Linked DNA regions of Mus musculus: region 2 is linked to region 1. Evidence: chromatin loops called from intact Hi-C (ENCODE). Cell type or tissue: left cerebral cortex. All regions are shown on one strand. Links, peaks and the distances in the headings refer to the core of each region. The heading gives the core; the rest is flanking DNA. Region 1 holds the start of Tada2b (transcriptional adaptor 2B). Region 2 overlaps Tbc1d14 (TBC1 domain family, member 14).

The links. Peaks named below come from ENCODE experiments on the same cell type or tissue, not always from the same donor. Only the 100,000 strongest peaks of a DNase experiment are listed, where the experiment ranks them.
Region 2: it touches region 1 in a loop (2.1-fold over the local background); 7 of 42 quality-filtered maps call a loop at or near these places.

What each region holds. Positions count from the first base shown.
Region 1 is chr5:36,482,656-36,485,551 of GRCm38, reverse strand. Tada2b (transcriptional adaptor 2B) reads left to right here and starts at 1,267. Exons shown (of 2, transcript NM_001170454.1): 1 at 1,267-1,764. The coding sequence starts at 1,495. Ccdc96 (coiled-coil domain containing 96) reads right to left here and starts at 964. Exons shown (of 1, transcript NM_025725.3): 1 at 1-964. The coding sequence starts at 900. In left cerebral cortex, for the core only: a CTCF peak has its summit at 1,208 (motif pointing right); DNase peaks (open chromatin) are centred at 1,095 and 1,724; H3K4me3 peaks cover 2,115 bases; H3K27ac peaks cover 677 bases.
Region 2 is chr5:36,528,373-36,531,268 of GRCm38, reverse strand. All of the region lies in intron 3 of Tbc1d14 (TBC1 domain family, member 14), which reads left to right. Among named protein-coding and RNA genes, the nearest start is that of Gm32528, 17 kb to the right of the region's middle. In left cerebral cortex, for the core only: no CTCF peak of the experiment used is centred there; DNase peaks (open chromatin) are centred at 655, 1,390 and 1,575; H3K4me3 peaks cover 1,799 bases; H3K27ac peaks cover 2,186 bases.

The DNA.
Region 1 (2,896 bases), core at 259-2,758:
CTTGTCCCCAGGTTCCGCCGCTGCTTCCAGCCCCTTCTTGCGTAGGGTCTCGTGAATCTTCTGCTGTAGGTACATGTTGTAGCGCTGATAACGGTTCCGCTCCACTAGCAGGGAGTGGTACTGTTCCACCAGCTCGCCGCGCAGTTGCTGCTCTTGCAGCTTCTGCATGTCCGCTGTCCACTCAAACTCTTCAGTGGACGCCCCTTTTTGTTTCTCCTCTTCCTTGGCCTCTCCAGGGTGAAGTTGCTCTTCTGTGCTTTTGTGTCGTTCTCGATCTGTCCCCTCGATCTCTTCACTGTCTCTCTTCTTCAGTGACTCCCTTGCTTTCTCTTTCGCAGCTTGTGGGCCTGGGGCAGCCCCCTCCTCAACAATTGTGGTCAGCGGTAGAGATGGCCGGAACCGTGACTCCTTCCTCTTCTCCCTCTTCCCCTTGCCCTTCGGCTTCTCTGGCCTGTCCCGTTCCTCTCCCTCATCCTCATCCTCATCCTCATCCTCGTCCTCGTCCTCGTCCTCATCCTCGTCCTCATCCTCGTCTTCGTCTTTGTCCTCTGGTTCCTTGGACTCCGGCTTGGTCTTGGGCTGGGTCTGTGGCAGACTCTCTGGCTCTCGGGACACGGCCTCGCCCGCGGTCTCAGCGGCCCCCGGACTTTCCGGGACCTCAACATGCGCGTAATCGATCCCCTCCGAATCCTTCGCTTTTGAGCTGTCCGACACCGGCTGGGTCTCGCTCTCAGGCTCCCGCCCTTGCGTCGGCTCCGGCTCTGGCTTCGGCTCTGGCTCCTGCTCTACAGGGTTGGCCGGAGTCAGAGGTTCGGAGCTAACCTTGATCTCGAGCGACTGCCTGGCCAGGCCTTCCTCGGCTCGGTCTTTGCCCTCGATGTCCCCGTAGTGGCTGTCCATTTTCGACCCGCCGGCCCCGCTCTGAGGCCGGCTGATGCCTGCTGTTAGGTTTCCCGGGGCAACCAGGGCGCGCGGTGGGCCCCGCGATTGGTCACCCGCCTTCCATTTCTCTCCACCTCCCGGCAATATTAGGCCAATGAAGATCTGCGAACAGGTGAAGGGAGGCGCTAATTGGACGCTGGTTCCCGAGAGGCGTGGCCCGCACGGCCTACTTCCGGTCCGCGCCCCGCCGGCTGACAGGCTTAGGGCGGGGCCTCGCGGCTCCTCCAGTCCATGAGGCCGCGGGAGGCGCCGGCGCGCAGGCGCAGAGCAAAGACTCGGCTGTCCGCGAGAGGGCGCGCGGGGGGCGCCTGCGCGATGCGGCGGGGAGACAGCGGCTGCGGCGGCGGCGGCCGGGCCGGGCCGGAGGGCGCCTGCGTGCTGAGGCGGGACGCGGCCCGCCTGGCCGGCTCCGGCGGCGCCTGGGCGGGGGCGGCCGTGGCAGCGGCCGGCAGCGGCACGGGCGCGGCGGGCGCAGCGAGCCCGGCAGGCGGCGGGGCGCTGACGGCCGGGGGCGCGGCGGCTGCGGGCCGGGCGGCGGGCGAGCGGGGGAAGATGGCGGAGCTGGGTAAGAAGTACTGCGTGTACTGCTTGGCCGAGGTGAGCCCGCTGCGCTTCCGCTGCACAGAGTGCCAGGACATCGAGCTGTGCCCCGAGTGCTTCTCGGCCGGCGCGGAGATCGGCCACCACCGCCGCTACCACGGCTACCAGCTGGTAGACGGCGGACGATTCACACTCTGGGGTCCTGAGGCGGAGGGCGGCTGGACCAGCCGCGAGGAGCAGCTGCTGCTGGACGCCATCGAGCAGTTCGGCTTCGGCAACTGGGTGAGCGGCGGGCTACGGCTAGAAGGGAGGGCATGGCTGGCTGGCTCGGTGTACGTTGCGGAGGGCCGCAGGTGGTCGGATGGTTGTGTCCGGAACGTGTTGGTCACCAGCGGTCACACAGCTGGTAGAGCAGGGCCTTGACCCATTGCCCCGACACGGAGCTGTCTGCCCTTCACACTCGTCCTCAAGAGGTGTGCATTGAACGCGGGTAGAGGGTAGGCCCTGTGCGTTGCCAGGCTTATCCTTGAGTCAGATGGCAGCAAGCTAGATCCCACTGTCCTTTGCTGAGTTCCCCTAGTACGGTTGTGTTCTCCTGGGCATAGTGGTGGGGAAGGCCAGAAGCCTGGGGCTGCCCGTCCCGCCTGCACTTAGTCTGCATTCAGGGCTTCGTGTGCTTTCTGTGGGTGTCAGCATGTGCCCTGTGCTAAGGTTCTCAATGAGTAGCAGTATCTTGTTTAAGTCTTAGTCTCCACAGCACCCAGGACATGGTGTGATGGGTGGACAGTAAAGAATGAACAAAGGCGTGTTCCTGAAGAGGCATGGATCCTGGGGTCTGCTTTCTAGCTGTCAGGTTTCTGTAGAGGTAGCTCACTGGTAGTAAGAGCCTTCATGTGTGCCAGCCAGATAGTGTGCTGGGCTCCTGGTTGTTCTCTGGCTGTCTCTAAGGAGCTCTCCTTTCTATTCCTCACCTATGTTAGGGATGAGATCTGGCTGCATTGTCACCATTGCCTCCAAGAATATGTCACATCTTCAAGCTTTCAGAGAAGCAGGGAGCTCGGCATGACCCTCTCCTGTCCAGACTCTTCCCTGGTATGTTAGGGCCCTCTGACCCTAGCTTCCCCGAGCTTCCCCTACTCCAACCCTACTGCCCTCCTGTTTCAGATCGTCGTAGAATGAGTGACCTTCTGGACCCACTTCCCCACTTAGGAAGGAGTCTACTCCACAGATGTCTTACCAGTGAGCAACACTGGCTCCTGCTCTCTAAAAACAATGGGTTACTTTGTCTCTAAGTGGTGTTTATTGGTGTGTATTGCGCATATGCTTTGTACAGATCAGGCAACATGAAGGACCTTGAAGAAGAGCCTCAGTGCTGAAAGTGTGGCATTCATATGCTCTGTTTCTGGAGCTTGTC
Region 2 (2,896 bases), core at 218-2,717, 46 kb before region 1:
GAATGAATAATTAAGTTCTGAGTTGTCAGAAAACCAGTGGTGGGTGAGGTGCCTTGTAACTCCTACTCTGTGTGTCCGTGCGTGAGTGTGTGTGTGTCCAGGAAGGAAAGAGAACTATGTGGCGTTCTTGCTGACTTTGTTCCAGTGCTCTGGACTAGCCTACTCACTAGAAATAATTTTGGCCCTTAATACAGATTTGTGAAAATTTTTCTAAGGTGTAATTTACACTGGAGCCCTCTGACCTAAAGTTAATAGTTTTAATGAATGCATGTTCAGATAATGTCCAGTCACTCTGCAAAGTGTCAGGTGACCCTCCAGGTAACTTTCCAGAAGGAGGCTCTATCAGTATGTACTTTATGCTTATAACCGGCCAGCTTCTGAGAAGTGCTAAGTATATTTATGGAGTTTCTTTTGCTGACACATATTTCTTGCTTTTTTTTTTTTCCTATAATCTTACAATGTAGAACTTAGGCCTTTCTCTTCAGCATGCTGTCTTTTGCTAGCTCCCTTCTCTGTAGTTAGCACCCCCAAGGTTTCTCTGTGGAGCTGGGAGCTACACAATTGGCAGGGAGGCCTCTGAGCCTTGACTCAGCCAGCCCCGCCCCGTCTGTTGTGGAGGAGGTCCTTGACAGCTCGCCCAGCCCAACCTAGGAACACTGAGCAGGGATCCGGGAATCGCTGCATCTGTGAGCGATTGAGTGTCCTGCCGTTCCGGCCACCAGCCCGCCTCACCCGCCCAGTGTGGAGCTGCGTGTAGATCCGTGGTCCAGAGGCAGGAGCGAGGCTGGCCTCCACTCACTGGGCATGGAGCCGCCGGCCACGCGCCTCTGAGGCCTGGCGTTCATGGTGAGTCTTATGCGGGTCTGCCATCCCAGCTTGGCCTCCGCTAGTGTCTCGGCCTGCCCTTCCAGGCCTGCTTGGTCCTGTGCGGGGTACGTGCGGCTGTGTGCATGTGAGCCCGAGTGCAGGTGAGCGCACATCACATGCATCTGTGTTACCCACTAGCAGGAGCTTGCCGGGGACACCAGTGAGGCACCTCCTCCCCAAGGCCTGCCTTCTTTGTGTCTGCTGCTCGCAGGATTTTCTTTCAGGGTAAATTGTCCAGAGACCTCACTCTTCAACCCCATTCTTATTCCAAGAGCCACCGCTCCTTTTCCAGAGTCAGGTCAGTTTAGGCCAGGGGCCACCTAGAGATAGGATGGTCTTATTGAGGAGTCTGGAGGACAGGAGACTCAGGACAGACAGGAGCTGGGTTTCTCAGAGCCCAGTGCAGTTTTGGTACATTTCAGTTTCCCGTGCCTGTGTTAACTTTTGTGTTCTTGATGTTTGTAAGTAATTTGACCACCAGAGAAGGTCTCCTGAGAGCGGCTGTGCCCGGTGCCAGCATTCCCGGGAACTTAGAGAATGCTTTCTGGGAGGAGGGACTTTCCCGGTGTTCAGAGCCTTTACCTACTTGCCCTGGCCAGGTGGCCAAGGCTCTGTCACCATCACTGTCTTCTGGAAAGCTGAGCACCTGTAAAACCTGAGTGGGTCCCTCCCTCTTCAGATGGCAATACAGCTCCATGTCCTACAACAGCAGTCTTCTCTCAAACACTGCTTGTTACAGACAGCGAGGAGTAAAACCAGCCTGCCATGCCACGCGAGTCTCCTTTGTCTTTCTTACAACCCTTTTCGGAGAAATGTTGCAGGAAGTGATTTTATAGTAAAAGTGACAGCCATACGCCTGACGTTTCTGGCCTCTCCTTTGGGTACATGTCTCATATGCCTACTTGTTCTTGTTTAATCTTCCCCTTAACAGACAAAGGAGCCGGTATGGAGGGGAAGACAGTACTCAGGGAGGTAGTCCTCCGGGATGGCCCATCCTGCAGCTCCTCCGTGCTCCCTGCCGTGCTGTTGGCAGACTCGCCCTGTGCTGTCTCTTAAGTTAGTTTATGCTAGCCCAAGTACCCCATGGGATAGCCTATTCCAGACATAGGTCCTGAAGCCTGGACTTTATCAGCAGACAGATCCTGCTGCTGTAGATGGCTGAGTCAGATGTGAGCACAGGCCTGATTGATGTCCTGTCTTCTCGGTGGACTAATTGAGGAAGCTAGTGGGGGTCTGATCAGATTATCGACATTCTTGCCTATCTCTTTAGTTCTCTGGATAGTATTGATAGATAGCCATCTCTCTTCTCTTCCTCCTGGGAAACATTCTTCTATTGCTTCAGATCCAATCTTCTCTCCCTTTTAATACAAATCTGTCTGTTGCTGTGTGTGTGTGTTTGTGTATACATATGCACTCTCACACACACAAGACATGCACATGTATGTGTTCTGTCTCTTTTTTAAAACAAATCCCGTTGCCTGCTGACTTTTGTTTTCTGGTTCCTAGCCTTAGGCAGTGTGCAGATAAGATTTAACCATGTTTACACTCTCCTCCTCTTCTTTGGATTGTTCCACCAGCTGTGGGGAGCTGTGTGTTGAGACCATCGTGGCCAGGCAGAACAATTTTGACTCAGTATCAACTGTTTAAAATGCTCTTGCTAACCCATTGACCAGGGTCTGTGTCTGAAGTAGGCCATTCCATGAAGGGGAGACTTGGGCTAGCATAAACTAATGGAGGAAACAGCATGGGGTAGGTCTGCCATGATCAGCAGTGTCCAGGGAGGGCCATCCCCACCAGCACTGTGTGCACTTTGGTTATTGCTTGTCAGAAGGTTTGTCTGTCTGTCTGTCTGTCTGTCTCTCTCTGTCTCTCTCTCTCTCTCCCCCCCTCCCCCTCCCCTCCCCCTCCCCCTCCCCCTCCCTCTCTCTCTCCCTCTCTCCCTGCCTCTGGCATAAACCTTATCTATCTCTGCTTAAACAGCACAGGTACCGAGATGCTGTTTCTTGTTCCTTCTGGCCCTTTACTTGTT